Linked DNA regions of Homo sapiens: regions 1, 2, 3, 5, 6 and 7 are each linked to region 4. The links are chromatin contacts, found by Hi-C or POLR2A ChIA-PET in ENCODE. All regions are on one chromosome and are shown on one strand. Each heading gives the region's core, a stretch centred on a gene start or an enhancer-like site at or near the end of the contact. The rest is flanking DNA. Distances are from core to core; before and after follow the strand shown.

Region 1 (3,961 bases), core at 1,029-3,528, 1.3 Mb after region 4:
GTCTTCCCTGCATGCTTGTACACTCCGAGAGGGCAGATACCATGTCTTGTTCAGCAATTAAGCTCAGTACCTGGCCCATAATTAAGACTGTATTCACATATATTTTGTGATTGAATGAAAACAAATAAAAAGACAAATGAACCAAACATATCGGTCAGAGGAGGGAGAAACGGGAGGTGGGAATGCAGGCCCACTGCGGTATAGCGTGCAGCCACCTGATGTTTAGGAGTGAATCTTCCAAAGCTTCTCCTCTTTGCTGCCCCCCTCTCAAATCTTCTTAGTATTATGTCCAGAGGGCAGGCAGAAGCAGGGAAAAGAGAGATGCTAAAATGTCCAGCAAGCACCAGCTTGCTACTTATTAAGACTCTAGGAAAGGATGATGGAGAAGACCAGGAAGTGACTCTGTGATAAAGCCAGTGCTTAGCGTGAGCTCTGGCAGTCCCGAGTGCCTGCCATGTAAGTTCCTGGTAAACTGCAAAGGAAAACCTCAGTATTAGGTATGAGTTGGAGATGTGAACCTTAAGCGCTTGCTATGACATTCAATTTGGAGTTGTGCTTAGGATGAGCTTCTAGGATTCTTGTGTGTCCTTCTCTGATGACATTCTCCAACTCCCTTTGTCATTGTCCTGGAGTAAAATCAGCCCCTGGGAGGGGGCTCCCCTTATGGGGAGTTATCACCTCATCTAGAAACTGTCCACTCACTTTTTAACCTCCCCAAGGCAAGGCTGACAGAGGGACCAAAGTGGAAAGGGCGACTGGTCGGGAAAGCCATGAAAGGCCAGCACCCCCACCGTGGTCCCCCAGAAATCACTACCACCCTCTGTTCTCCACACCGCCATCCATCACCCCTCCCTCCTACTCAAACTGGTGCCAGCTCTGGAGGAACATCAGCTGATCTAGGAGCCACGGCTTGTGCCAAGAGCCACGGACAGTTTCATTTGGCACACAGTCTCAAGGAGAAACGGCTCTTTGTTTTCACCAACAGAGGAGATGCCACCAACTCCTGCTCCCCAAATTCCCACACTCCTTTCCCTCTCTGTCAAGGGCAGAGGAAAGCACCTTCTGGCCCTTCTAGACCCAAAACACCCAGCTAAAGACAAAGGCTGCTGACCTTATGTGACCCGGGCAGATTCACTGTCCACACCCCACACCCCTCACCAGGCTCCCCAAAGGCTGCCTTGGCTGGAGAACTTGGGATGTCACTCTGCTGCTTACGGTCACAGAGCTCGAGCAGGCGCTGTCACTTGGGCCATGTGAGCCAGTGACTCATTTTAGGATCTGGTCCTGGGCATCTAAGCTCTTTGCTTACCCTCCTCATCCCCACTGGCTTCCCTCCAGGTTCTTCATTTTCAGACAGAAAACACCAAAACCTTGAGTCACCATAGGGACGTGATAACCACATGACAGGAAACTTATGCAATTCAAGACAGGGCAAGTGCCTGTCATACCCAGAGCTACAGTGCAAGAAGGTCCTCGGAGCTCCTTCAGCGCATCATATGATTTCAGTGTTGCCTCATAATTTTCAGGCGAACTTTCCATTAACAAAGAAAGTGCTTCATTCTCATGAACCCTGACCTCATTTCCTGAAACAGCCTTGACACACAAGCCTGTGTACACACAATCCTCTACACAATTATACCTCGACGCAATCCATCCATTCGATTTGTCAGCAGGCCAAAGCCACACCCCCAACACACACACACTCTCCAACCTTCCTCGGCCTTCCTTTCTCCTGGCCAAGAGGACTGAGATCTTCTCTCATCTGTGTTTAAGGCAAATCTCTAGACGGGAAAGAGCAGAAACTAAATTTGATCATGTTAAATTCCAGCTTTCCAAGGGCGAGGAAGAATCTCACATTTTAGCCGCAATAGTCTGTGACAGGAACCGTGGGTTGTAATATATGAAGGAAAAATTCTGCAGTATCCTGACAAAATGTTTTGAAGAAAAGGCATATGGATGTATTTTTATCAGGAACTGCGCTCCTCACCCAAGACAGCAGGCACAAACATTTTCAAAACACTCAGCTCTCAGCAAAGTGAAATTCTGCTATGAAGCGAAACTGGATGCTCATCCTCTCCATCCACCACTTTCTCAGGATGGGCCTTAAAAAAATCATTCCGCCAATCAGTGTTTTAATAAAAACTCTCAGATTGACTAACTTCAAGAAAAAATCGCCGCCCCACACCCTACAGCCAGAAAGGTTTTACCAAACTGGGTTTGACAGAATATACTTGCAGAATATTTATTTTTAGATCTCTCAGCAGTACAGTAAGAGTCTTTCGTTTCAGATCAGCTGGCCTCCAGCCAAAGCAGCGAAGTCAGAGGAACTTCAGCCCCTAAGCCTTCCTGCTCCCTAAGAGTACCAGCGCTCCTGCCTGGCTCCGGCATAAATGGTTGGCAATAAGTCATTTTTTATTAAAATTTTAACTCTAGGCAGCAATTTTGCTTTAAAAGGTTTTTCTTTGGAGTGCATTTTTATTTTAAAAAATTAAATACTCTTGGATATGTTAGTATTCAGAAGCAGCAGATTTCAACAGCTCACACTTTCTCTGAACTTTTTTTCAACAGATATTTCACACACTAAGGAGGGCCTGAATTCTCAGAATTGTACCTCTATAAGTTCATAGCTGCCCTCGTCTTTTAGGGGGTGGGTGGAAAATCCAACTCACCACTCAGGCTCTTGCAGGTCTGAAGGCTAAACCGGTGTGAAACAAAGGGTCCCCTTTCACTCACTACTCCCAAAGCCGGGAACTATCCAGTGAAGAGTGGCCATGCCATTTACGTGGCACAAGGTGGCCCAGGGGTGATGAGCTGTTCACCTTCACCGGCCATTTCTCTCACTGCTTTAGTGCGTGGCACAGTGCACCCTAACATCCCACATTTAACACCCCATCAAGAAAAATGTGAGTGCAGCAAAATATCCAACAAGTACTTGCTCCTAGGAGCAATTCAAACACATTTTGTTCAATAATGGTTTCATTCCAACTGGCCCAAAGAGAAAAAAGAGTAAGGAATTGTTTAAAGCCTGTTTAGCAAGATGAAGCCTCAGAAGGCAGTTGGCTTGGATTTAAACACGTATTGCATCAACAAAAGCCAAATCTGAGGTGTCAACAAAAGGAAGTCACTCTTATTCTAGAAACAGACCTTGAAAGTAACTAGCTTGGTGCTAATTAGAGACAGGCAGGGCAGGCTTAGTTATGCACTGCTGGTTAACACACCCACTCACCCTGACTAAACCGCTTTAAAATCAGGGAGCTATTTTCTAACAACCCTTTTGAAATGCTATTCAGAGATGAACTTTACATTTCTATGTAACTGCAAGATGCTGCTCGCCAACACAGCAACACCAGGCATTTCAATTAAATAATTTTATTGGGGGAAAAAAACCACTTTGAGCACCAAAGCAAGAAAAGTGTATTATTCAATCAGTTTCCCAGATCACATGCCAAGAACACAATGCTCACTGTGGTGCCTGGCAGACGGTCCACAACCAGCGGGTGCGTTCAGCTTGAATGGACCGGGGTCCCACAGTGTTTGTGCCACAAGTCAATGGCCTTGCTCACGATCGCGTCTGAGCTGTCCTGGGGAATCTGTGGGCAAGCAAATCAGTCTTTGTGAAATTTCAGTGTTGACAACTTCAGTGTCTTCCCTCATTCGCTGTGGCATGAAATCCACTTCCATGGGAGTTTGCACTGTTTTTCAGAAAGTGACAGCATAAAAGACTTGCGTCACATGCTACCTGAGGACATGAAAGGGCTCCAGTGTCAGCCTGCCTGGGTTCAAATCCTGCACTGCTCACTAACTGTGCACCCCCGGGCAGGTTACCTAAGCTACCTGGGTTTCAGATCCCCATCTCTAAAATGGGGGAAATGATAGCCTGACTTCACAGAGCTGTTCACAGTAGGACATGAGGTAACCCATGGAAAATACTTAGCACAGGCTTCGCACTGCTAGCCACCTC
Region 2 (3,900 bases), core at 600-3,099, 1.3 Mb after region 4:
CAAGTAACCAATGCTTCTGGATGTCTTTTAAGAAAATATTTACTTCAGAACATGTGGAGTGATTGAGAACCAATGAGATTAATTTTTAAAAGTACTCACCCAGACGGTCATCTTTTAGGAGAATTTCTAATGATTTCTTTTCTTCAACTCCACGAAACCCCACTTTCTCATAATATACTGAACGAAAGTTTCTCTGAGAGTCCTCAGTCATATTTCATTCTTGGAGGAGACACAGAAAGACAGAAAGGGAGAGAAAGACGAAGGGGAAAAGTGAGTCTAGAAACAAAGAGTCAAGAATTAGAATAATTTTCAATGATGTTCTCCACCTTTTCAATATGATGTACCCTTGCATAGGACCCAATATTAAATTTTTCCTTTAACTCAGTTCTGCAACTATCTCACCTATGCATCTTGGCTAAAAACCAAGATATAAGTTAAAAGTTCTCTGAGCTGATAAAATAGATGGCACAAGGTTTATGCACTAGGTTTCCCACTATACCTATGAGTGCCTAGCACAATAGAACATTCTGTAGCTATTATAAATGCGCAAAGAAAAAAAATAAGTGAAATGGAAGCCAGGCAAGATACGTCAAGCAAATTATACTCAAACAGTATACACTATGATTTCATTTTTTGTTTTTTACAAATTTCATGTATTTTAAAACTTAACACTCTATTCCAAAATGTTAGCAATGGTTATCTTTAGATAGTAGGATTCTAGATGATTTTAATTTCCTTTCTTTTGCTTAGCTACTTTTTTTTAAATGGGCATTTTGTAAAATGAAAAATTAAGTTATATAAAAGTAAAAAGCCACGAGTTCCTCACTTATCTTTCTTTTAAACACAATTCTATTAAGTGTAGCTATCGAAATTCAAAACCCACAACAAATAAATCGCATTAAATTATAACTAGAAGAGGGTAAAGAATGTAGCCAATTGACAGTGATCCCAAAGTCAGAGTTGAAGACGGAAAAACGATTTAAAATCTACCGCAAGAACTCAAAAAGTTCAGTGGTCTCAAGTTCCTTCACAGTAACCTTCATAATACTGGCGGTAATTCATCCAAAAAAAGACCAAGTTAGATTTGGCGTTTCAAGAACAGAAAAGATCTGATGCATTTCCCAAAAAGCACTGCACTGCCTCACCCAAATGCTTCCAGCGTCTGTGCACAAAAGAGTAAATCTTTAGGTTTAAAAACCCTGCGACGTCCCCAGTGAGCAGGGGAGGGCTTCCTTCCTTATTGAAAAGATATCCTCTGAACCGATTCAGTCACAGGAAAGATTAGGATTCGTTTAGAAAATGAAATGCTAAAGGGCTCTGAGCTTTCGGGAGCAGATGTCTTAAAAATAAAAAAGTCAGCAGCATAAAACGCGTAATGAGTGTGGGGATTTATTTTTTTAAAGCATCCAAACAGCTGCATGACGATTTGGTCGGTCCCTGTTGTCTAAGGACACCCATTCTTAGATTGCACTACAATGACAAAGGCGTCCTCTAGGAGGAAATGCTGCAAATAATATCTCCTGCCCATGCGCGTCCACCTGATGGGAAAAGTAAAAACACCCTGGTCCAAGACCCCAGGTCCCATTCTCTCTATGATGGATGCTTCACCTCTAGTAGTGCAAACACACCCGGGTTGAGACTAAGTGGTCCGGGAGAAGCAGAGGAAGCCGTGCCCTGTGCGCTGACCGACCGCCGGGCAGGCGGGCACCGTTGGGGCCCAGGGCCAGGAGGGACGAGTCCTGCGGGAAGGAGGGAGGCGGCGGGGTACCTGGGACACCCGCGCGCGCCCAGACGGCCCGGGAGACAAAACTCAGCGCCGCTGCCGCTGCCGCTGCCGCCGCCGCCGGACGTGACATCAACTCCAGGTCGCCGGGCGGGCGCCGGGCGGGCGCATGCGCAGAGGGCGCGGGCAGGAAGCTCCACCCTCACTCCAGGAAGCTCTGGCTTCGTTTGTGAAACCCGACGGGATGAAGGGCTAGGCTCGCCTCCAGAGTAGTGTAGTTTCTCCCGCCGTGGGCACCCGGCCCCTTGCTACCCCGCAAAATCTCGCGACCATTTACTCTGGCCATCCGAAGGCGCGTGCCTGGGTTGCACTCCCGTGTCCGGCCCTCGAGGTTCTTGCCTAGGGAAGACCCGAGCCCTAGGGCCGTACTTAAGCTGCCTGCGTGCAGGACCCGGGTTTTGCTTTTGCTAATTTCCTCCCCACCCCAGGTATGTGGGAATAGATGAAGACCATCCGAATGAGAAGAAAAAAGGCAGGCAGAGGAGTGCAAGTCTGATTTAGAGCAGGCAGGCTCCCTGGGTTGGTTATTGTAGGTAACTGACTGGTTTTCTGGGCAGGTTGCTGCAGGTTGTGGATTGGAGGTCTATTTTTATATTAGATTTGGCCATTGTCTTAGTATATTCAGCCTCTCAGGTAAAACACTATAACATAGGAGAAAAATGAACGTGTTTTTTTTTTAAAAAAAGATGTGCTAAATGCAAGCTCCTAATTTGTTATTAGTAGGTCTAACAGAACAGAGTTACTCTTTAAAGTAGCTACTAACACTTACAAATGCTTTCTATTTCTGTGCTTGCCTCCCTGGTCCTCGGGCTGGCTGAGCAGCAGTGCCCAAGTAGGTTTTTAAACCGCCAGGGTTTGAGAGAAATCCCCAATGATGGGTATCGTCCCTTTGAAAGTTCAAATCTCTACCAAATAAGCCACACGGATGCCAAGCTTTGAAGGAAACTTAGGACTATCAACAGTGCAGAAGTCCAGTTATAGTGCAGACAAATGTGTGTATAATGGCTAGACAGAACTTAAAAATGAAGAAACGTGTGGTGGTTGAACTCAAACACTGATGCCCCTCCCCACTCCCTTACCACCACCATCTTTAGTTCCTCAGTACTGGGGTACTAAACCTTCCTTGGGTAGTGTTCACATGAGTAAGCAGAGTTCTTCAAGTTACCTTACACAAGTTCCATTTACTTCATCTAAACCTTGGGCCGGTCACTAACTTTTATAATTGCCTTTTCTTGTCTTTAAAATCATCACCAGGGCTGGGCACTTACTGTGTGCAGGCGCTGTTCTATGGACTCAGGATACATCAGCTACCGAAGCAAAGATCCCTAACCTTGTGAAACTGACATTCTGGTGGGAGGACAGATCCAATAAAAACTAAAATAAATAAGTCAATGATGTAGTGTGTTAAAAAGTGATCGGTGCTGGCTGGGCGCCGTGGCTCATGCCTATGATCCCAACACTTTGGGAAGCCGAGGCAGGCGGATCACCTGAGGTCAGGAGTTCGAGACCAGCCTGGCCAACATGGTGAAACCCTGTCTCTAGTAAAAATACAAAATTAGCTGGGTGTGATGGCACACACCTGTAATCCCAGCTACTCTGGAGGCTGAGGCAGGAGAATCGCTTGAACCCGGAAGGCAGAGGTTGCAGTGAGCTGAGATGGTGCCGCCGCACTCCAGCCTGGGCAACGAGAGAAATTCCATTTCAAAAAATATTAATAATAAAATAAAATCATCACCAATGGTGATTATATAGAAGGTGGGAAGGGTTAAATGAGAAAGTATGTAAAGTGCTTGGCATGGTGCCTGGCATGTGGCACAGTAGGGATATATGTGAATTGGCTGTGTCAAGATCAATTAAAAATGCAAAGATGAGTCTCTAAATCATTTTATTTGGGAAAACAGAATTGCAGTTCAGGGCATACACACAGACTGGGGTGGTCTTCAGAACAACAAAGAGATGGTTGGAGGTTTCATTAGAGAAATGTTATGTATTACCTTGAAAGATAGCTCATTGACCCTAAGCAAAGTTTTTAGGAACAGGCAAGCTCTAATTTGTGAGAGAAGGTGGTAAGTAAAACTAGTCTTAGAGTTACAGCAATTCGTTTCAGCAGCTACTGG
Region 3 (3,873 bases), core at 1,300-3,799, 1.3 Mb before region 4:
GCAGTTGAGATGTCCCTGGGGTAAGGAGACAGGGCACCAGGGACATTCCAGAAGTAACAGAATATACAAAGCATGATTTTGAAAGTTTTAGCGGTTTTTAATTTGTGGATGAGGGTGTAACACTTTTGCATTAAAATAAACAGATATGTTGTGGAGTAAAATGCATAAAGGCACATTTTTAAAGATAAAATGTGAAACTTACAATGTCCTGCTTACTAATACCTTGTCTCACGTCCAGAGGACACTTACTTCACACTCCTCTAATCTTAGTGGTTCTCTGGTGGAAACTTACACATTACAAAAAAAGTAATCTATTCTAAATCCTAAAATAATTTGATTTTTTGTAACACAATGAAGATAACTAGCACAAAGTAAAGAAAGAATGACTTTTTTTTTGAGACAGTCTCACTCTTGCCCACGCTGGAGTGCAGTGGCGGGATCTCGGCTCACTGCAATCTCCACCTCCCTAATTCAAGCGATTCTCCCGCCTCACCCTCCCGAGTAGCTGGGACTATAGGCGCCCACCACCACACCCAGCTAATTTTTGTATTTTTAGTAGAGACGGGGTTTCACCATGTTGGCCAGGATGGTCTCGATCTCTTGATCTCGTCAAAGTGCTGGGATTACAGGCATGCGTGAGCCACTGCGTCTGGCCATTTTATTTTATTTTTTGAGACAGAGTCCTGACCTCAAGCAATCCGCCTGCCTAGGCCTCGCAAAGTGCTGGGATTACAGGAGTGAGCCACCGTGCCCAGCCAAGAAAGATTTTGGAAGAGTGAATGAATACAAGGATTTCCACTAGACTGAGAATTAGTTTGTCAACAGCATTTCAGTGTCTTGAGAAGTGTTTACATTTGGCGTGGACAAAGCTGGCAGATGACGTAGAAAGTAAAAAGTTGCCTCTTCAAAGTTTCCCTTCTTGTTAAAGAATAAATCATAAATGTTAGAAACAATAGTTTCTTTTAAAGACTAACTTACTTCAAGCCTCCTTGCTTTGTGCTAATAACTCTGTTAAGCCCTATTGTATGTAACTGCGGGACATGCTCACAGGCCCAGGCACGTTCCAGCTCACAGCCTGTTTAGCAAATCGGGTATCAGTTTAAGATTATGAGGTCCAGCCCCAGCCAACGGATGCAGGACACAGCAGTAAGGACAACCCAAAGGCGTAAGGGACAAATATGTCTGCTTTTCCTTTGTTCAGGAGTGCTCTCACCATCGTTCCATCTGCAATTGAGCACCCTTTCTGCATAAAGTAAAAATTGCCTTGCTGAGAGATCTTTTGTCTCCATGCTGACTTTTCTTCGTGTCACCAATTATCTATTTCTAACAATAACAAGGTCTTTTCTGCACTGCAGTGACAACCAAAGCATCCCAAATGAAATCATTTCTGCAAGACCCAAACTAGCCTCTATTAACACGTACTAACAATTCAGAACACCAGAGAAGAAAAGTTATTGGAAACAAAAGGGTCTAAGCGCTGAAGCACTGTATCGCACTTGAAATGGAGGCTGAAGATTTGAGAAGGATGGACTATGCATCTTGTTTACCAAATGACCTACTACGGTGTTTATGAGAACTATACGAACCAAGATTTACTCTGTTGGGAGCTTGTAGGAAAGCTGTAATGTCTAAGACATACCTGAATCTCTAAACCTTATTAAATAAAACTTTTTTTTTCTTTGAAAGGGGGCCTGGCTCGTCCCCCAGACTGGAATGCAGTGGAGCGATCTCGGCTCACTGCAGCCTCGACCTCCTGGGCTCAAGCAATCCTCCCACCTCAGCCTTCCGAGTTGCTGAGGCCACAGGCGGGCGTCGCCATGCTGGGCTAATTTATAACATTTTTGTAGAGACGGCATCAAAATATGTTGCTCAGGCTCACTTTGTTTTCCCAACTCTCAAATGAAGGCTCTGGCCGGGCGCTGTGGCTCACGCCTGCAATCCCAGCAACTTTGGGAGGTCGAGGCAAGCGGATCACCTGCGGTCGGGAGTTCAAAACCAGCCTAGCCAACATGGAGAAACCCTGTCTCTACTAAAAAATACAAAATTAGCCAGGCGTGGTGGCGTATGCCTGTAATCCCAGCTACTCGGGAGGCTGAGGCAGGAGAATTGCTTGAACCCGGGAGGCAGAGGTTGCGGTGAGCCGAAATCGCGCCACCGGACTCCAGCCTGGGCAAAAAGAGCGAAACTCCGTCTCAAAAAAAAAAAAAAAAAAATGAAGGCTCACTGCTCCCTCCCCAGGAGGTGCCGCAACCTTGGCCAATACAGCCCCAGAGTTAGACAAGCAGACAGAGAAAGTGTGCAGGGCTGGGGTTCTGGCCCGGGCAGACGGGAACGCGGACACATCTAGCACTCCGAGTCCGTCAAGGCAGCGCGAGCGCTGCGCCGCTGGAACAAGTCACCGCGAACCCTAATCCCACCCCTCCTTACCCTATTAACGACAGAAAGCCTCGTTCCGCTGGTCCCTGAACAAAAACTCCTACCCTACTAGTACACAGCCCACAACAATGCACGCTGCCGGCGCTACAGCCCCTAAGCAACCGGCCGGAAGTCGGCCCCACCTCCTCCTGATGTCACGGAAATGAAGGGCTTCGCAGAGGATGTCCCGCCCGCTCCCTTCAGACGGGCGTAGCTGGCACCTTCCTGAGATATGCCTGCTTGCCCCCGATTTTTTTCTCCTTGCAGTGAGAACCTCCTCATGTGGCATCTTTACTTATTCTCTTCTTGGAAAATCCATGTGACCTCCCCGCGCTTAAAGTGTTTCCACGTTACAGGCGACTTAAAGGCAGCCCTGGAGCCTGACGTATAATTCGAGCGCCGATGCAGAAAGGAGTCAGGTGTTTTTTTTTTTTTTTTTTTGGTTTCCGGTTCTGTCACCTCCAGGCTGAGCCGGGCTGGCGGAAGAGGCACGTGCGCTGCTGAATGGAGCTGGTCGCTGGTTGCTACGAGCAGGTCCTCTTTGGGTTCGCTGTACACCCGGAGCCCGAGGCTTGCGGCGACCACGAGGTGAGATACCGCGTAGTTAGAGACAGTCGGAGGCGGGGCCGGGAAGGTCGGGTTTGGTTCCTACACAGCAGAGGTGAACATTGGAGCGCCTGCTGTTCACTGGATGATTTGATGAATCAAACCTAAGAGACTTAAGAGAAAAGCTAACCTTTTAAACCGTAGAATGGACATTTTATCAAAATGAGGCAATATCTGCCTTTTCTAGTAGACAAAAGGTCCACGGGACACAAAGGAAACCGGCATTTCTGCATACGGACAAATGAGTCGTAGATTGTGGATTTAAGGATCGATCCCATAAGTTGACAGTATTCAGAATTTAATGAAAGAAGATCTCGCTCTTTTGCTGAATTTCTGCCCTGGAATTTTACAAATTACTAGAACTAGATTAGGATAAATCCCTTATAGGTAAAGCGATACCAATTCATTATTTGTTGGGAACTTATGGCGAGCTGGGCGGTGGAGATGCAAAGATGCTGGAGGTATGGATCTTGCCTTAGAGACGTTGCCTACATAAGGGGTGGAGGACTGAGGAGACGCATAGATGGAGAGAAATTACAGCAGAATATGATATTACTAGATGTGTGAATAGATAAAAAGGTCAAATAAATTATCAGTAGTCAAATAGGTAGATAGGACTATACTCACGACTAGGAATCCGACCTCCTAACATCTAGCTCACTTTTATTCTTGAAGCAATTCTAAGCATTTTCTAGAAAATTGAGTACAGTACTTCTTTATGAAGTCAAGGCGTCGGTCTTTAATTATCCAGAAAATTTGGAAGTATATCACTTGGCCTATTGCTTTCGTTTATTTTGTTTCCTACTCCAGTTATTTGCTCTTTGTCTTTGGCTGAAAAGTGATGTGTTTTGA
Region 4 (4,087 bases), core at 1,372-3,871:
TCCTGATATCTGGGAAGAATTGTAGGCAGAATTAGGAAAAGAAACTGCATTTAGAAAATTCAAAAACTTACTAGGAAACTATTCTGTATTGTATATATTTCAAATAAAAGTTTAATATCGGTTTGCTGCTCAAGGAAATAGTTGAAATGTCAAAATTTACCTATCGTAATTCGAAATTGCATGTATGTTTTGTTAGAAAGTTCGTAGTAATGCTGAATCCTACATAAACATTGTGTTGACAGTATGTTGTGCTCAACAATTATTGGGTTAAACGTTATTCATTCAGTTAGCATTTTTCACTTCCAAAGTGATACAAACTTCACTCATTATCACATTACCTTTCTCCTGACAGATTAATAGCTATACGTTCACAGTTAAATGCATGTTTACTTTTGGATTCAAATAACCCAGTTGGGAAGTTACATTATATACTTTTTTGGTGATTGCAACCTATTGGATATCATTTCATTTCACAAATGAGAGATGGTTATAGCACAATGAAAATAAAAATTGCATTATTTCATCGTAGGGTTAGCATTAGTATGCTAGACATAATTGTACATGTACACAGTTGGATGATCTTTGCTTTTATAACCAAATTTACTTTGTAGTAGGCATATTTCTCCCTTTACATGATATTATTTTTGGCTACACACTCGCCATTACTGAGTATTCCATTTTTAATCATTCCCATTCTGGTGGTTTGAGCTTTTCTTAGCTCAAATGAGCCAGAGGTACGATTTCCTCAGGGGAATTTTAGGGGTCAACTCCAGCAGGAAAAACCTAGACGTCGTTATGGAAGCCCAAGGGAACAAAACAATTCAAGTTTGCACAGATGGCCAGCTGTCTTAGTGGTTGTATGGTCGTTTAGCATTTTTATTCCTTAAAAGGGGAAACCAGTTTAGTTTCATCAGGGATTTTTTTTTTTTTGCATCAATTTTGTTTCACCTTATTCCTCTCAAGTTTGAGGTGGCCCGTTAAACCAGCCACTTTTGCTTCTTGAGGTGGACCTGTGGAATTTCTGTGCCCCAAACTGCGAACGTTCTTTAGGTCTAACCCTGAAAACCTTCGTTACCCTGGTCCAGCCCCTCTTCACTGCTTTGCCATGGATTTCCACTCCTTGCTTTCTCTACTGCTTTCTAGCAGCCGGGGTCACACCTTGGTTCATGCTAATTACTCCCTCTTCCCCTTTCACGCTCTCCCCTCTTCCCTGGAGCCCGGTCCGACGACCAGCCCCGCACCCCCCTTTTCTGTCCCCGAAGTCCCCTCCCGGGTTGGCCCTATAAGCTGTCAGGCTGGCAGGCAGGGGTTAATTGCGCTCGCAGCTTCGGCACTGGGAAGCACCAGCGGGGCTTTGGAGCGGCCTCTGGAATAACCTTGGCTTTCCTCGCTCTTTTAATAGAACATCCGCCACCAAAAAGTGGTTTCAGTTCAGGGTTAACATGTCCCCTTCCACTCTCCAAACCAACACCCTGCCCCCTCCGTTTTTTTAAAAGTTGTTTTTCAAAGTTAATGAGTTTTAAGTTTCACAATGACTTTCCCCTTCCTTCTACGCGTTGCTGAGGAAACCCCCTTGGGGTCCCCCCCCCCCCCCGCCTCCCCCTCCCCCATTCTGCCCGGGCGAGGGGCGGGGCCGGGAGACCCCATGACGTCAGCGGCCGGCCCACATCCTGCTGTAGAAAGTAAAGAGACGGTAAAGAGAAACTACGGCCCCGCCCGTCCCGTCCCTCTTCCCGGACCAACCGCCCCCAACTGAGCGACCCCGCCAGGCCTTCCCGGGGCCGCGTGACTGGCCGGGCCCGCCCCTCCGCCCCCGCCGTGTGCTGGTTCCCCAGGCGTCGCGACCCAGGGCTCCCGCCCCCCGCGTCCCTAACCCCGCCCCTCCCCCCCGGGCTGCGCTGCCACCTCCTCCCGCGTCCCCCTCCCGTCCCTGCGGCGGCTCGGCCGGGCGGGGCGGGGAGGGGCGAAGCGGCGGGTAGGTGGCGGGGCCGGCGCGGTCTGGGGCCCGCCCCGCCGGGGAGACCCGGGGCACTGGCTCCGGGTTCGTGCCGGGCCGGGCGCCCATCCAGTCCCTACACCCGGTCAGAGCTGGCGGCCGCGCCGGCCCAGCTGGGCCCCGGCGCCTGGGCGTCCCGCGCCCCTCGCCCCGGCCTCAACCCCAGCCCCCGCGGGGACGCCCCCTCCCCCGCCCACGCGTCGCCGCCCGCGGCCTCCCCTCCTCCCGCCCCCGGGGATCCCCTGCCGCCCCGCCCACCCGCGGGAAAGCCTCCGACCTTCGCCCTGCCTCCCCCGCGCCGCCCGGCCCGCGTTCCTCCCGCCGGCCCCAAAGACGCTAAACGTGCCCTACTCTGCCCCGGGGGAGAGGTAAAGCCCGCGCCCGTCCTTCCCGCCCCGGGCCCCGCGGCCCCAGGGTCTGTCCGCCCGCCCCGCCGCGGCGCGCGCCCCCCAGCCCGGCTGCCCGGCTCCCTGGCGGCCGCGATCATGCCGTGGCTCCGGGCGCCGGCGAGCTTCGCCGCCTCCTCCGCCCGGCGGCTGCGGCCCCCGCCCGCGCGCCCCGCGCTCCCCCCCCCGCCCCCCGGCCCGCTCCCCTGTTTAATATTTCAGTGCTGGGTGGTGTGAGCGCCAGTCGCCGGCCTTCAGCGTGGCGGCTGCTGGGCGGCGGCAGGGTGGCGGACGGAGCGGGGGACCGGGGAGCGGCGGCCGCCGGAGGAGGTTATGTTTGTGTTTGGGGTTGTCAAGTGAAGGAGGGATCCCAGGCGCCGCCGCCGCCGCCGCGCGGGGGTCGCGGAGATCCCGAGCCGCGGCCGCCGCCATCAGCAGCGCAGCTCCAGGGCCGGCTGCAGCGGCAGCGGCTCCGCCGGGCGTCCTGGCAGCAGGTTCGGCGCGGGCTCCGCGGCGGGGGCGCTGCAGCTGGGGAGGGCGGCGGGGCGGAGGGGGGGGGGGGCAGGAGCACATCCCTTCGGCGGGCGGGGGGCGTGCGGGCGCGCGTGTGTGTGTGTGTGTGCGTGTGTGTGCAACCGCCGACCTTGCAGAGGGGATGGCTGCGTGCGGGAGACCCTTGGCACTTCTGGGCGCCCTCGCCGCGCGCGAGCCGAGCAGGTACAGAGGGACCCAGCCTCCCCAGCCGCCTTCCAGCCGCAGACGCATTTTGCAAGAGGGTGGGGGGTGAAAGAGACCAGGCCTCGGCATCCCAACCTCCCGGCTTTGTGGGTTTCTTTCCCTTTCGTTCTTTGCTCTAAGTGCCTGTTTACTCCCGGCCACCTGGGTAGTTTCTTTCCGGGTTGGGAGTGCGCGCCAGCTGCAGTTGGGAAGGGGGCGGTGGGTTGGGGTGCGGGTCGGCTCGGGCTCGCCTTGGGGTCGGGCTCGGGAAGGAGTTGCTGGCTGGAGAGGGGAGGGGGCGGCGGCGGAGCAGGCGGCGAGGAGGAGTCTCAGGGCTGCCGCGCTCGCCTCATCTCGTCCTCCTCCTCCTCAGCTCTCTGCATCCACTCCAGGCTCCTTCCTGAGCTGGCACTTCCATTCCCCCCCTCCTCCTGGCATGCGAAGCGCTTTGTTCAGTGCAGCGTTGCAGAGGGGTTTTCCCAGGCTCCGCCCTCCACATTCATTCATGTTTTTTCTCCTTGCAACTGTCTTTACGCTTTTTGATCGTGTCATGTTTTTGCTCCATGTAGTATTTATTTCTTTCCCGTAAAGGAACGGTTTATCACTCGTCCTAGTCGCTACAATGCTGCTGTCTTTGGAAATACCCACTTCCCCCCACAAGGATTTAAATATGGGATGGACAGCTAGGGACAGTGGGTAGGCAATGAACGGGGTAGCAGAAAGCCTTTACGGACAGGGAATGTGCATATTTTACATTTATGCTCCGGATCCCATGGGATCACATGATTGGATTACAGTCAGAGTTCACGCTTTAAAAACTTCCAAATATCGTTACCATTTAAAAGCTTTAAGTTTAACAACGAACGTAGTTAAGCATTCATGCAATTTATTTGGTTCAGCTGTGTCTCAATTCTTTATTGAATCAGAACCTTCCTGAATTAGATAGTGGATGTTTCTTTAGAGCAAGGAGCTGAGAAACCCTATCTTT
Region 5 (3,949 bases), core at 1,450-3,949, 1.5 Mb before region 4:
GACACTCAACAGGATTCCCGGTATGTACGTCTCTTAACTTTTATTTTTACGAATAAACACTGCATGGTCAATACTAAATAAGTTGCTTTGAAAAGAGTGGAAAAAATGGGACAAACTTCTTTACGGTTTTAAATGTCAAATTAAAAAAAAAATTTCATCTGTAAAATGGTAAAATGGAGATGTGTTATATCACCCACTCTTGTGAACCGCTCTGTTCACAGGACAAAAGACCGAAGGAACACTGGCCATATAAATAAAAACGTGACCGAGCACAGTGGCTCAAGCCTGTAATCACAGCACTTTGGGAGGCGGAGGCAGGTGGATCACTTGAGGTCAGGAGTTTGAGAGCAGCCTGACCAACATGGTGAAAACCTGTATCTACTAAAAATACTAAAAAAATTAGCCAGGCGTGGTGGTGCATGCCTGCAATCCCAGCTACTGGAGAGGCTGAGGCAGGAGAATCGCTTGAACCCAAGGGGCGGAGGTTGCAATGAGCCAAGATTGTGCCACTGCACTCCAGCCTGGGTGACAGATCGAGACTCCATCTCTAAATAAATAAATAAATAAAATGTAAACCTTATTCTCCTTTAAGCGCAACGCATTTAAAATCAGGAATATGTATTATAAATAAAATTTGAATGACAATTTGAAGATTTCATAATATTTTTGTCTCTGTTGAAGCTCCCATCCTTTTGAAATGGGAGCAAGATACAACTTTCAAATTTTTTATTTGCAAGCTCTTTTCTGGTCTTGAATCAAAAATCTAAAGCATGGCCAGGCATGGTGGCTCACGCCTGTAATCCCAGCGCTTTGGAAGGCTGAGGCAGGAGGATCTCTTGAAGCCAGGAGTTTGAGACCAGCCTGGGCAACATAGTGAGACACTGTCTCTATTTTTTTTCAAGAAGTTAAAACAAACAAACAAACAAAAAAACCTTATTGCACCTTAAAGATTTCTAGGCTGAGCGCAGTGGCTCACACCTGTAATCCCAGCACTTTGGGAGGCTGAAGTGGGCGGATCACAAGGTCAGGAGTTCGAGACCAGCCTGGCCAACATGGTGAAACCCCGTCTCTACTAAAAATACCAAAAATTAGCCAGGCGTGGTGGCGCATGCCTGTAATCCCAGCTTCTCAGAAGGCTGAGGCAGTAGAATCGCTTGAACCCAGGAGGCGGAGGTTGCAGTGAGCCAAGATCACGTCATCGCACTCCAGCGGAGACTCTGTCTCAAAAAAAAAAAAAAAAAGATTTCTAGACTAGTACCTCCATTTTATAGATGAAGAAACTTCAATGTGATTACATGATGTGCTCAAATCCCACAGCTAGTAAGCAAATGCACCAATTATAAACCAGGTCTCCTAAGCCTGATGTTCTTTTTAGGTTGACTTTCAATAAGGTCTCAATTGTTGCTAAATCAATTCCATCTCTCCTTTGGTCCAAGTTCCAAATGATTTTTGAATAATCTCAAGTTGTTTATAGTGAACCAATTTAGTCCTGCTAGTTCAATTCAAAATAAGAATTCATATTTGCAGTTCAAAGGAAAAAGTAACTGGAACCTGTATGAAGATCACAGTCCTGGTTTCTTTGGATTGCTGGTTCAACCCTGGATGCACATTACGATCATCTGGGGCTTCTAAAAATAACTAAGCCAGGGCCTGTTTCCCTCCTTGGGGCAAGACCTAACTATTGATATTTGTACAGCTTCCAAGTGATTCTCATGTACAGCCAGGGGTGTAAACCATTGCAGGTGCTTGTTTTAGATATTGGCATACAAAGCTTCATAGGCTTAGAATTCTCTTTAAGTCTGTGATTTTCTCAGAGCCAGAAGGGGAAGTATAGTGATCAAAAGAAATTAGGGCTCAGGAAAGTCTGGTGGGGAAAGCACAGAGCTGTTTAAATAGAATTGTAGTGTCCAGAGTAAGGGAAGTGAAAGCCTCACTTCTCTCCCATGTGCTTGGAGTAGGATGTAGACTCTTCAGGTCTGGCCACCCTACTATACGGGGAGACATTGACACAGCAGTTCCAAAGAGAGCAGCCAGGGAGGTAAAAAGGCCAATCCCCACTTTTTTTTTTTTTTTTTTTTAGAGAAGACCAAGACAAAGAAAAAGGATAATTGATTTGGAAAAGACTTGAAGAGGGATCGGTGTCTTTACCTAATTAAAAGATTTGCTCAGGAAAGAGAAATTAGACCAACTCTGTCGTTTTGGAAGTAGAATCTAGGGCCAGCGGGTGGGAGATGAGAACACATGGAGCTGGGAATAAAACGGGCAGCTTCCTCAATGGTGAGCAAAGCCAAGGGAAGCAGGGCTGGGGAAGTGCTGCTGAGGAAACCTCAAGGATTGGACCGGATGGCCTCCGAGTCCCTTCCCACTCTCAGAGTCTGTGATCCTAATCAGGGGACTCAACAGAAACTTAAGGGAAACCCCCTGACTTCTCGACTCGATGTATCTATTGGAGCTGGATTTTTACACCCCGTGTTAGCAGTAACAGATTGGCAAAGCAATAGAAAACAAATGCACCAATTCATGTTTTTCAGAAACTTAACAAAAGTTAGCCCCTGAAGTCATTTCTGTGTTATGTGTGTGGAGGAACACTGCCGGAGGACCCTGACCAGCTCTGCCAACTCTTTTTTTTCTTTTTTTGGATCTCACTCTGTCATCCAGGCTGGAGTGCAGTGGCACAATCACGGCTCACGGCCTCAACCTCCCAAAGTGCTGGGATTACAGGTGTGAGCCACACAGCACCCAGCCCGTGCTGGTCTTGACCTCCCAGGCTCAAGCCTTCCAAGAGGCTGGGACTACAGGCATGTGCCCCCATGCCTGGCTAACTTTAACTTTTGTAGAGACGAGGTCCTGCTGTGTTGCCAGTGCTGGTCTTGAACTCCTGGGCCCAAGCGATCCTCCTGCCTCAGCCTCGTGAGCCACCACATCGGGCAAGCCCTGCCAACTCTTTCCTGACCTGAGGCAGGGCTGAATGTAGGAGGTTAGGGAATTAGAAACCTAAGGGTTGTCTTGTTTAATTATTATTCCGGCTATGTGGAGATCTGAGCCATTTTCCGTTGTAAGGGTCCTTCTGGTTGATGTGTATATGTTGTGGTTTTTGCTTTTTTTTTTTTTTTTTTTTGGCAGGTGTGCGAGGGACATTTTGAGATTGTTCCAATTCATTGTCATGATTGAGGGATTATGATTAGGATTCTGTAAAGTAACTAGTCCAGGCCAGGTGTGGTGGCTCACGCCTGTAATCCCAGCACTTTGGGAGGCTGAGCTGGGTGGATCGCCTGAAGTCAGGAGTTCAAGACCAGCCTGGCCAACATGGTGAAACCTATCTCTACTAAAAATACAAAAATTAGCCGGGTGTGGTGGCACGTGCCTGTAATCCCAGCTACTCGGGAGGCTGAAGCAGGAGAATCACTTCAGCCTGGGAGGCGGAGGTTGCAGTGAGCCAAGATCCTGCCACTGCACTCGCGTCTGGGCGACAGAGTGAGACTCCATCTCAGAAATAAAAATTTAAAAAAAAATTAGTCCAGAAAAACATCTCACAGCTGAAGTGGTCTCATGGGAAGGGAGAACAGCACTGCCCAATAGGAATGCTATAATGGGAGCCATAGATCTAAAATCAAATTTTAGATTTTCCAGGAGCCACATTAAAAGAAGTAAAAAGAAGCAGATAATATGAATTTAAAGAATGTATTTTATGCCAGGTGTGGTGGCTCTCGCCTGTAATCCCAGCACTTTGGGGAGCCGAGGTGGGCGGATCACTTGAGGTCAGGAGTTTGAGACCAGCCTGGCCAACATGGTGAAACCCCAACTCTACTAAAAATACAAAAAACTAGCCAGGCGTGGTAGCTTGTGCCTGTAACCCCAGCTACTCGGGAGACTGAAGCAGGAGAATCGCTTCAGCGATTTAGGAGAACCAGGAGGCAGAGGTTGTGGTGAGTTGAGATCATGCCACTGT
Region 6 (3,941 bases), core at 2-2,501, 1.3 Mb before region 4:
TGAAGAGCTAAGCTATCTCCTAACAACGTTAATGCCAACTAGAAATATTCCCAAACACAAATCATTGATTGTTTTACTCTGGTACTAATTGAAATAGAGCAGAAACCAATTTCTTTAATTTATTTTATGACATGTTTTGATGGACTTTACCTACACAGAAGAGCTATGTGTTCTGGTTGAGGAACGACACTGCAAGAAGCAGCATATGGTAGAATTAAGGACGCAGGCTTTGACATTAGACCTTACTTTAAATAATAGCTCTACCAGTGACCAGGACTGTAGGTAATTTAATTCTCTGAGGTTCAGCCTCTTCAAGTATAAGGTGGGGAAGGGCTCGAGGATCATGGTGGATGATCCTAATTAAGGTTTGAGGCTTGCACCTGCATAGGGAAGAATGAGTCCCTAAAGCCATTCCCTGCTGGTTAAGACAAGTCTCATTAATTGTTCAGGAAAGTCTTCAATTAAATTGAAGGTCTGGCATACTGCAATTCCTGCAAGTTCTTAGTTATTATCAGCTCTGGCTGGTTAGAAGCAGCTATGATAAACACGGGCTTCAATTTAGCTATCTGGAAGGTAGGTGCTGCTGCAAGTGGAAAGTTTGTCTTTAAGAATATGCGCTGCAATTTGCTTTATTCACTGATGATTATATTGATCGGAGTTGTCTATGTTGATACTTGTAGGGGATGAAGGAGAGGGAGAAGTCAACGATGACAGCAAATTTTAGTGTAGAGCAACTGAGCGAATGGTGGTGCAGGAAACACAGAAGAGGAGCGGCTCGGAAGTGGGAATGGAGATAACATCATACTGTGGACATTCGGAATCCACAGAGCTGCGTGGAAATCAGATTTAACTTGCTCTCTCTCCCCATTTAAGATGCTTCTCAAGTAGCCTCACTCCCTAAAACAAACGGATATTTGGCATTGCGCCACATTATTCTGCAGCTGCCATATTTTCTTGCAGGTGGAAGGCAGGCCCTTCCTGGTGTAAACAAACAAGATCGGGCCAGAGTGACAATCCTCCCTGATGGCCCGCACCTGGTTTATACCCTCTATTAATGGGGTCCTTCAAAATCATCAGATGCCCTCCTCCCGCAGCGGTGGCCTCCACCTCTGGCCTGGCCCAGCTTACGTGGTCCAGCTTGTGCAAGATCCAATTCCAACTCCGGGTTTCCGGCTTTTGGCCACTCAGGATTGGACCTGGGACTGGAGCTGGTCGGCCCTGCAGGTGCTGGGCCTGGGGACTGAGGAAGCACAGAGATTCCCCGCCCGGTTCCCCGCCAACGGCGCTAGCCGCGATGCCCCGCCTCACTCCCCGCCCCCGGGATGCAGGGCGCGTGCTGGTAATCCGCGGCTCAAGCCCCGCCCCCACTGTCCCCATTCTCCGCTCACCTCTCTCCAAGGACACTGCGCACGCGCCACGACGTCCCGCCTTTCTCCCCGCCCTGCCGCGGCCCCGGGGCGCAGCGCGCACGCAATCGCGTTTCCGGAGAGACCTGGCTGCTGTGTCCCGCGGCTTGCGCTCCGTAGTGGACTCCGCGGGCCTTCGGCAGGTCGGTGCAGGTCTTTGGAGAGTATTGTTTTTATTTTCTGCCACTTTTAACTTTTAGGGATTATTTAGGAGTTTCACGGCCGTCTGCTTTTCGTCCCCCCGATTCAGCGGGCCTTTATGCCGTGTGGTCGGTGCTTTTCTCCTTGGGTATTTTCTGCTTGTCTTAAAAGAGGCTGTGGATGCTCGGAGCACCTGAGCTCCTGAGGCAAAGGCTTACCCTTGTAGCATAGTGTTGCCTCGTTTCCTGGTGGTTTTGTTGCTCCAGCTCTTTAAAAGCCTCCCTTACTCAGTGCCGCCTCGAGTTAAGAACTGTGGGCAAGATCCCAAGCCCGCTGCCCTTCCCCGTTTTATGGGAAATTAATTCTTTCTTTTTTTGGGGGGTGGGGAGGGGTTCTCGCTGTGTCGCCCAGCCTGGAGTGCAGTAGCCTGAATATGTCTTATTGCAGCCTCTGCCTCCTGGGCTCAAGCCATCCTCCCACCTCAGCCTCCCAAGTAGCTGGGATTACAGGTGCATGCCATCATGCCCGATTTGTGTGTGTGTGTGTGTGTTTTAATAGAATATGGGTTTCACCATGTTGACCAAGCTGTTCTCGAACTCCTAACCTCAGGTAATCCGCCTGCCTGGGCCTCCCAAAGTACTGGGATTACAGGCGTGAGCCACTTTGCCTGGCCTAATTCTTTAAACAGAATAAACGGCGTATGCATTGCTTTCCATCTTGTTAGGTTCACTGCATACAGAATACTTTTCTGTAAGAAAATAGGAGCTGTTTTTCCAAGGGTGCAATGTCACATGTGATTCTGACTTGAGTTTCCGTGTATTTTACCCTCCCCTTCTGCCCTCCTAACGAGAACTGTGAGTTGGATGCAGAAGTTTCTAAAAAAAAAAATTGAGTATTGAAATTGGCTGTTGCATCAGTGAAGAAAAGCAACATCCCTACCACCCCTCAAAAGAGACATTAAAGTAGTTGGATTAAGGGCACGGGAGTATTTGCTTTCCGATTTAGTGATAATGTGAGTGCTTAATGAAATGACTAACACATTCCCTGATTATAGAGCTGGTCAGTGGATCTTGCTGAGTTTCCTGTGGACCTATGTGAAATGATCGGCATCTGTTCAGGGTTTACTAGGTGCTAAGCACCTTTACATGTGACATCCATTGAATGCTCACAACACCCCCAGGAAATTGGTACCAGTGTTATCCTCATGGTACAGTGAAGGATACTGAGACTTAGGTTGCATAGCCTGCAGGTTGGACACACTTCTTTCTGACTGCTGGGGAGCTGTGCTTTTAACCACTGCTGATCCGGCTTGTTTTCCCCAGATGCAGGCCTGGGGTAGTCTCCTTTCTGGACTGAGAAGAGAAGAATGGAGAAGCCCCTCTTCCCATTGTGAGTAGACAGTAAATGGTTAGAGAGTAGCCAGGAGCTTCTGGAAACCAGAGTTCCTTTCCTCAGCTGAAAAGAACCCTAAGAGTAGACTGCCTGGGATGGCGTGCGGGATGGGAGGATCACTGGACCTGTGGGCCAGAAACTTGGGTTTGAGTCCCAGCTCTAGCTTTGCTTAGTTGTGTGACTCTCAGAAAGTCATCCAACCTCTGTGGTGCTTATTTTCAGTGATAGTACCTGTGGGCACATAGGACCTGTGGGGAATGATTACCTTTTAGCCCCATCCTATGACAATATGGTTTGTTTTTAAATCCAGGTTAGCACTGACTTCTCACTGACTTCTCTTGTGTTTTCAGAGTGCCTTTGCATTGGTTTGGCTTTGGCTACACAGCACTGGTTGTTTCTGGTGGGATCGTTGGCTATGTAAAAACAGGTAGGGTTTTGTTGTTACTTAGCCTCTTAACATCTTCACGTTGTTCCAGTGAAATGTGAGTGCCTGTGTCCCTGAGAAGCAATCTCGTTTGACTCAGCTTTGCTGTAGGTCCCCAAGCTGGAGTGCAGGCTTCCTTGTCAGTCTTGCAGCTCCTGCCCTTGCCTTTTGCTTATCTGGTGAAGCTGAGCCAGGCCTCTTGTGGAATTACTTATTTTTGCCTCTTTATCTAAAGGTAGGCAGGGGTGGTTGTAGTTTGTTATTATCATTGACTGCCATTCATCAGCCATGACCCCCAAGTGCCATCTCTGGGCTTAAGTAGGAGTCAACCTCTGGCCTACACAGACTGGTATTTTGAAGTTTCCTCATTAGGCCAGGCAGGGGTGTGTCAGTGGCTGTGCTTGTTTTTGCCCCCTAGTCCTTGCCTGCATTCCCACCCCAATCCCTGCACCAGACTTCTTATTCTCCTGATCTTCTATTTTTTTTTTAACTGCCTGGCCCTATTTCCTTCTGCTTTTGTGATTTGCTGGAGGTCCTGCCTGTACACAATTCCAGCCCTTCATGGTTGATGAGGCCTG
Region 7 (4,124 bases), core at 519-3,018, 1.4 Mb after region 4:
GCCACAGGCCCAGACTGCCTGGTCCTATAATACAGAAGATATGAGAGCCAGGAAGCCACAGAAACAGGCGTCAATGGGGCTTGGTGTCCCACACACAACCCCAGATTCATCAGACTCCAGCTCTTACTGTGCCATCTGGGCCACAAGGGAAATGGGAGCAGTGAAGTGGAGCTGGACCAGGAACCAGACACGAACCTACTCTGCTCCCAGGAAAGTAACTATGACCTCTGCGTCACTGTCCTTTGGTCTCTCAAGGATCCCACTTCCATTGCCTGTCCCTTAAACGCCCGGGAAGCGGCCTCTACCCCCTAAGAAGGTGAATGAATCCCCTGCTGGTGTTCTGAAGGCACCCGAGGTAGGTGAGGTCCAGGGAGCACCTGGGACAAGCAGAAGGAACAAGCCCCCTGAGGATGCGGAAGCAGAGTGACCAGGCCCATCGCAAGGCAACCCCTGAGCGAGGGATAATGCAGGACCTTATGAGCAGAAGCGGGGCTAACAACCAGCAAGGCCAGAGGACAGGCAGCCCTTTGCCAAAGGTGTCGACTTCTGCCCAGCTTTCTCTTGTTCTGGCAACGGCTGTCAGTGTCTGTTGGTGGAAGAACATGCCCCTGGTGCCAGAAGGCTGGGGTTTGAGTCTCATCTCTTTCTCATATCTGTGTCTTGGGGGAGGTTACTTAACTTCTCTGGGCCTCAGTTTTCTCCTCTGCACAGCAGAAATATAATCATATCTCTCTCACAGTTATTGTGATGAGCGTGGCAAAGCATTTTTTGTAAACTACAAGGAAGCGGGCAGTGGCTCCGAAGTTGTGTGTGATTGGACCTCACAGGACAAAACTGAGGTAACAGAGGATCACAATGCACCTTTTTCAGTTTGATATAATCATCTTGAAATTACATTTATCAGGATCATACAGAGTCTTCCCAAAACTGAAGGCCATGCATAACTTGTCCACCTCAAGCCCTTTGAACAGAGAACATGCATGTAGAGACTTCCAGAAAAATCCAATAACTGTTATCCAAATGGTCAAAAATCCAGCTGGGCTCAAGTGAGGTAACAGACATAGAAAACTGTGAAGAGTTAAAAACATGATGATAAAAAAGGACTTTGTTGGCCAGGCGCAGTGCCTCATGCCTGTAATCCCAGCACTTTGAGAGGCTAAGGCAGGCGAATCCCTTGAGCCCAGGAGTTTGAAACCACCCTGGGCAATATGGTGAAATCTCATCGCTACAAAAATTAGCCCGGCATGGTGGTGTGCACCTCTAGTCCCGCCTACTCAGCAGACTGAGGCAGGAGGATCGCGTGAGCCCAGGAGTTCAACGCTACAGTGAGCTGTGATTGTACCACTGCATTCCAGCCTGGGTGACAGAGTAAGAGCCTGTCTCAAAAAAAAAGGCTTTGTAATAAACTTTTCTGATGTTTTTCAGAATTCAATTTGTATAAATTTGAGACATCTACATTTCACAAATGTGATTATCCCATGCGATAATAAAGGAAGGTTTATCCCACTATTTCCTAAGCCTGGAGCTTCCTTAGACTTGTACGTAATTCCTGGTGCCCCTGACAGGCACCTTTCCAGCCTCTACGGAATCTTTAGCAGCCCCACGACACCAGGCTGAGCCTCGTGACATTGTGGCCACCAAGCGTGGGAAGGAACTACTAAACTTCAAAGTTGACTCAACCAAAAGAGAAAAATCGCAAGTCCCCGATGGAAAGGTGTTGATGGCTCTCTTTTCAAACACCTCCACGCCTGGCTGGGCACAAAGGCCTGACAGTGCCCCGAGCTACATCAACACAAGCTGGGTTCAAAGACTCACAGGTCTAAGCATCCTGGGCACCACAGAGATAGGAAAGTCCATGTGGAAACAGATCGTCTTTTCTATCAACCATGTGTGAATTTTGAACTCCTTTTCTTCTCAGTGTTAGAAAAGGAAAACCAACCCACTTTGCGGTCTCTCTGCGGTGTCTTTAGAAGGCCAGTTCCTTTACGTGCCTCTCAAGCCCATGCTGAATTTCTCTGTTCTCGTCCTAGTGCCTCTTTTGACAAGCCACGAGCCTCACTCAGCCCAGAGTGACACTTATCACTGGGCCGTGTGAAAACTGGGGGGCTGGGGAGGAAGTGAGAAGGATGCGAAAGCCGAGGCGGGAGGAGGGGGTGCCGCCTGAGGCCCTTGCGGCCAGCAGTGGAAACGCAAACTTGACATTTCCATTTTCCATCACCTTCTGATCTCAGGCCCCCAGTGCGATGCGATGCGCTGGCTTTTCATTTCCACTCCCTTTCACACCCAGCACATTAAAGGCCGCTGCAAGAACAACAATGGAAAAAGGCTCAGGGCTTTAAATCACGAAGCCTGGGGAAATTCAACAGTTGCTATCTCCAGCTTCTCTACCCAAAGCACCAAAAAAGCCTTCCCTGAGGGAGTCCAGGCCCCCTCCCAGGGCGGGCGGCAGGAGTACTGCTTTTGATCATCTGTACTTCTGCGGCCACTCTCAAACTTCCCTCCCCAAACACCACAGCCCGGCTGTGAGCTGAAAGAGCTCCCTTTGGCCCTCCATCAGAAGCGGACTTTCTGACCATTCACTAATTCTAGCAAGAAGGTCCACTAAGTATTGTAAAATGTATAGCTTCCCGCCTGCTTTTTCTCTGACCTAGTTAAAAGCACTGTGTTGGACATACATCTTCTCGACCATATGAAAAGTGGGAATAAATGTCTTAATTGGTACCAAGTCCCTGAGCACGTGAGCCAGCTTGCTAGATGCTCAGACAGGACTCTACAAACATGAGCCCAGGTCATATATTTACTAAGATGTGCTCCCAGGTGGCTCTCAAATGGCACAAAGAGGAAAGACCCCAGCAGAAATCAAGATGGGTGGGAAGCTGTTCTTTTCATGAGAGTGAAAAGACTGGAGCTATCTCATTTTGGGCTGAGAAGCCCTGGCTGGCCATAGCACAGCTGCCAGTAAAGGGAAACAGCGCCACAGGCTGCCTGGAGGAGCTGGTCTCCTATGCGGCAGACACTGGCTGTCAAAGGGTTGTGTGGCCCCAACGTGAAATAATGGCTGTACTTATGAATTGGTTTGTTTATATGCCATCAACCAGGATGCTCTGCCAGCTTGCTGCTTTAAGAACGACAAACTATTGAATGCAATTGAATGCCTATCGAATGCAAAGACCTCAGGGAATTTCAGACACAGGGAGAGGGTGAGTTCCACGGTCCTCTCAGACAGAAAAGTTTGGGTTTACTGCTAGCCAAAAACCAGGAGTACAACAGGAACTGCTGACGTCATAAAGCTTGGCCAGAAACGTAGTCAGGTAGTGCCCTGAGCACAGCCTAGACACTGGCGCTCTAAGAAACAGCCCTTTGCCCAAGGCTATCTGGAAGAAATAGAACAGGGCACAACACAATAGTGTGGCAGGAAATCAACTGAGTGGGTTGGCAAAGAGCATCTTTCTTAAAAGAATAGAAGAGAACATAGAGTGTACCCTAGGTAATAAGGGAAGTATTATTTTGTAAAACATTTAAGTTTTATATATTCATATGTATGAATATTACATAGATATGTAATATATACATTATTATACAAATATGCTACTATACATATATATACACACACATGCATGTATAGAGTGGTATGGCAGGTTGTATTTTTCAAAAGTGATCACACTACTTCTCATCTCACATGTTCTTCCAGAACCTTGCCACTTCCTGATGAAGAAGTGAAATATATGTCCTTCCCCTTGAATTTGGATGGATCTTTGGGACCAGCTTAATGAAAAAATATGCAGTGGAAATGGCACCATGTCACTTCCAAGGGTCAGCTATAAAAGGTGATCACAGCTTCTGTGTAGCTGCACTCTGTAGGAATGCTTGCTTTTAAAATCCAGCCAGGCCGGGAGCAGTCGCTCATGCCTGTAACCCCAGCACTTTGGGAAGCAGAGGCGGGTGGATGACTTGAGGCCAGGAGTTCGAGACCAGCCTGGCCAATGTGGCGAAACCCCCTCTCTACTAAAAATACAAAAATTAGCCGGGCATGGTGGCACACATCTATAATCCCAGCTACTTGGGAAGCTGAGGCAGGAGAATCACTTGAACCTGGGAGGCAGAGGTTGCAGTGATCCGAGATC

Evidence for each region. Hi-C counts contacts between places; a loop is a spot of excess contacts on that map. ChIA-PET counts read pairs that join two places held with the same protein, here RNA polymerase II (POLR2A). Pooled maps may share reads with other maps.
Region 1: a loop to region 4 is called in a map with no recorded cell type, with 15 times the contacts of the local background. The contact joins the enhancer-like site here to the promoter of HIVEP1 in region 4. A Hi-C loop is called at or near these places in 2 of 37 single-sample maps with no recorded cell type and 5 of 50 pooled maps. POLR2A ChIA-PET finds 5 or more read pairs at or near these places in 2 of 52 experiments (OCI-LY7 and activated T-cell).
Region 2: a loop to region 4 is called in a map of CD4-positive, alpha-beta T cell, with 10 times the contacts of the local background. The contact joins the promoter of TBC1D7 here to the promoter of HIVEP1 in region 4. A Hi-C loop is called at or near these places in 2 of 168 maps with a recorded cell type or tissue (CD4-positive, alpha-beta T cell and CD8-positive, alpha-beta T cell) and 10 of 50 pooled maps. POLR2A ChIA-PET finds 5 or more read pairs at or near these places in 1 of 52 experiments (MCF 10A).
Region 3: a loop to region 4 is called in a map of CD8-positive, alpha-beta T cell, with 21 times the contacts of the local background. The contact joins the promoter of C6orf52 here to the promoter of HIVEP1 in region 4. A Hi-C loop is called at or near these places in 3 of 168 maps with a recorded cell type or tissue (CD4-positive, alpha-beta memory T cell, CD8-positive, alpha-beta T cell and naive thymus-derived CD4-positive, alpha-beta T cell), 1 of 37 single-sample maps with no recorded cell type and 8 of 50 pooled maps. POLR2A ChIA-PET finds 5 or more read pairs at or near these places in 1 of 52 experiments (WTC11).
Region 5: a loop to region 4 is called in a map of OCI-LY7, with 8 times the contacts of the local background. The contact joins the enhancer-like site here to the promoter of HIVEP1 in region 4. A Hi-C loop is called at or near these places in 1 of 168 maps with a recorded cell type or tissue (OCI-LY7), 3 of 37 single-sample maps with no recorded cell type and 3 of 50 pooled maps. POLR2A ChIA-PET finds 5 or more read pairs at or near these places in 1 of 52 experiments (SK-N-SH).
Region 6: a loop to region 4 is called in a map of CD8-positive, alpha-beta T cell, with 23 times the contacts of the local background. The contact joins the promoter of TMEM14B-DT here to the promoter of HIVEP1 in region 4. A Hi-C loop is called at or near these places in 2 of 168 maps with a recorded cell type or tissue (both CD8-positive, alpha-beta T cell), 1 of 37 single-sample maps with no recorded cell type and 11 of 50 pooled maps.
Region 7: a loop to region 4 is called in a map with no recorded cell type, with 13 times the contacts of the local background. The contact joins the enhancer-like site here to the promoter of HIVEP1 in region 4. A Hi-C loop is called at or near these places in 3 of 37 single-sample maps with no recorded cell type and 4 of 50 pooled maps.

The regions. Positions count from the first base shown.
Region 1 is chr6:13,301,598-13,305,558 of GRCh38, forward strand. It overlaps TBC1D7-LOC100130357 (TBC1D7-LOC100130357 readthrough), which reads right to left. Exons shown (of 9, transcript NM_001318809.2): 8 at 3,465-3,590. The coding sequence ends at 3,504. TBC1D7 (TBC1 domain family member 7) reads right to left here. Exons shown (of 8, transcript NM_016495.6): 8 at 3,354-3,590. The coding sequence ends at 3,504. Among named protein-coding and RNA genes, the nearest start is that of TBC1D7, 25 kb to the right of the region's middle. RefSeq lists an enhancer at 1,504-1,553. Within about 2 kb of position 2,279, at least 33 of the 41 ENCODE cell types and tissues checked have a DNase peak (open chromatin) inside an H3K27ac peak, as active enhancers do; they include OCI-LY7, where a contact is called at or near this core.
Region 2 is chr6:13,326,688-13,330,587 of GRCh38, forward strand. It overlaps TBC1D7 (TBC1 domain family member 7), which reads right to left and starts at 1,850. Exons shown (of 8, transcript NM_016495.6): 1 at 1,609-1,850; 2 at 100-219. The coding sequence starts at 211. It overlaps TBC1D7-LOC100130357 (TBC1D7-LOC100130357 readthrough), which reads right to left and starts at 1,850. Exons shown (of 9, transcript NM_001318809.2): 1 at 1,769-1,850; 2 at 100-219. The coding sequence starts at 211. LOC124901261 (a long non-coding RNA gene) reads left to right here and starts at 1,928. Exons shown (of 2, transcript XR_007059457.1): 1 at 1,928-2,211; 2 at 3,038-3,170. RefSeq lists a silencer at 1,666-2,055 and an enhancer at 1,689-2,195.
Region 3 is chr6:10,692,067-10,695,939 of GRCh38, forward strand. It overlaps C6orf52 (chromosome 6 open reading frame 52), which reads right to left and starts at 2,550. Exons shown (of 5, transcript NM_001145020.3): 1 at 2,428-2,550. PAK1IP1 (PAK1 interacting protein 1) reads left to right here and starts at 2,906. Exons shown (of 10, transcript NM_017906.3): 1 at 2,906-3,003. The coding sequence starts at 2,920. RefSeq lists enhancers at 2,464-2,513, 2,522-3,124, 2,554-2,933.
Region 4 is chr6:12,009,691-12,013,777 of GRCh38, forward strand. HIVEP1 (HIVEP zinc finger 1) reads left to right here and starts at 2,622. Exons shown (of 9, transcript NM_002114.4): 1 at 2,622-2,876. RefSeq lists an enhancer at 673-1,217 and silencers at 1,547-2,456, 2,637-2,776.
Region 5 is chr6:10,529,817-10,533,765 of GRCh38, forward strand. It overlaps GCNT2 (glucosaminyl (N-acetyl) transferase 2 (I blood group)), which reads left to right. Exons shown (of 5, transcript NM_145649.5): 3 at 1-20. Among named protein-coding and RNA genes, the nearest start is that of GCNT2, 10 kb to the left of the region's middle. Within about 2 kb of position 2,700, at least 6 of the 41 ENCODE cell types and tissues checked have a DNase peak (open chromatin) inside an H3K27ac peak, as active enhancers do; they include OCI-LY7, where a contact is called at or near this core.
Region 6 is chr6:10,746,333-10,750,273 of GRCh38, forward strand. TMEM14B-DT (TMEM14B divergent transcript) reads right to left here and starts at 1,252. Exons shown (of 2, transcript NR_187231.1): 1 at 1,129-1,252. TMEM14B (transmembrane protein 14B) reads left to right here and starts at 1,473. Exons shown (of 6, transcript NM_030969.5): 1 at 1,473-1,549; 2 at 2,870-2,936; 3 at 3,290-3,366. The coding sequence starts at 2,914. RefSeq lists an enhancer at 1,033-1,082 and silencers at 1,203-1,432, 1,267-1,487, 1,443-1,502.
Region 7 is chr6:13,426,268-13,430,391 of GRCh38, forward strand. All of the region lies in intron 1 of GFOD1 (Gfo/Idh/MocA-like oxidoreductase domain containing 1), which reads right to left. Among named protein-coding and RNA genes, the nearest start is that of GFOD1-AS1, 58 kb to the right of the region's middle. RefSeq lists enhancers at 1,562-1,991, 3,002-3,071. Within about 2 kb of position 1,769, at least 16 of the 41 ENCODE cell types and tissues checked have a DNase peak (open chromatin) inside an H3K27ac peak, as active enhancers do.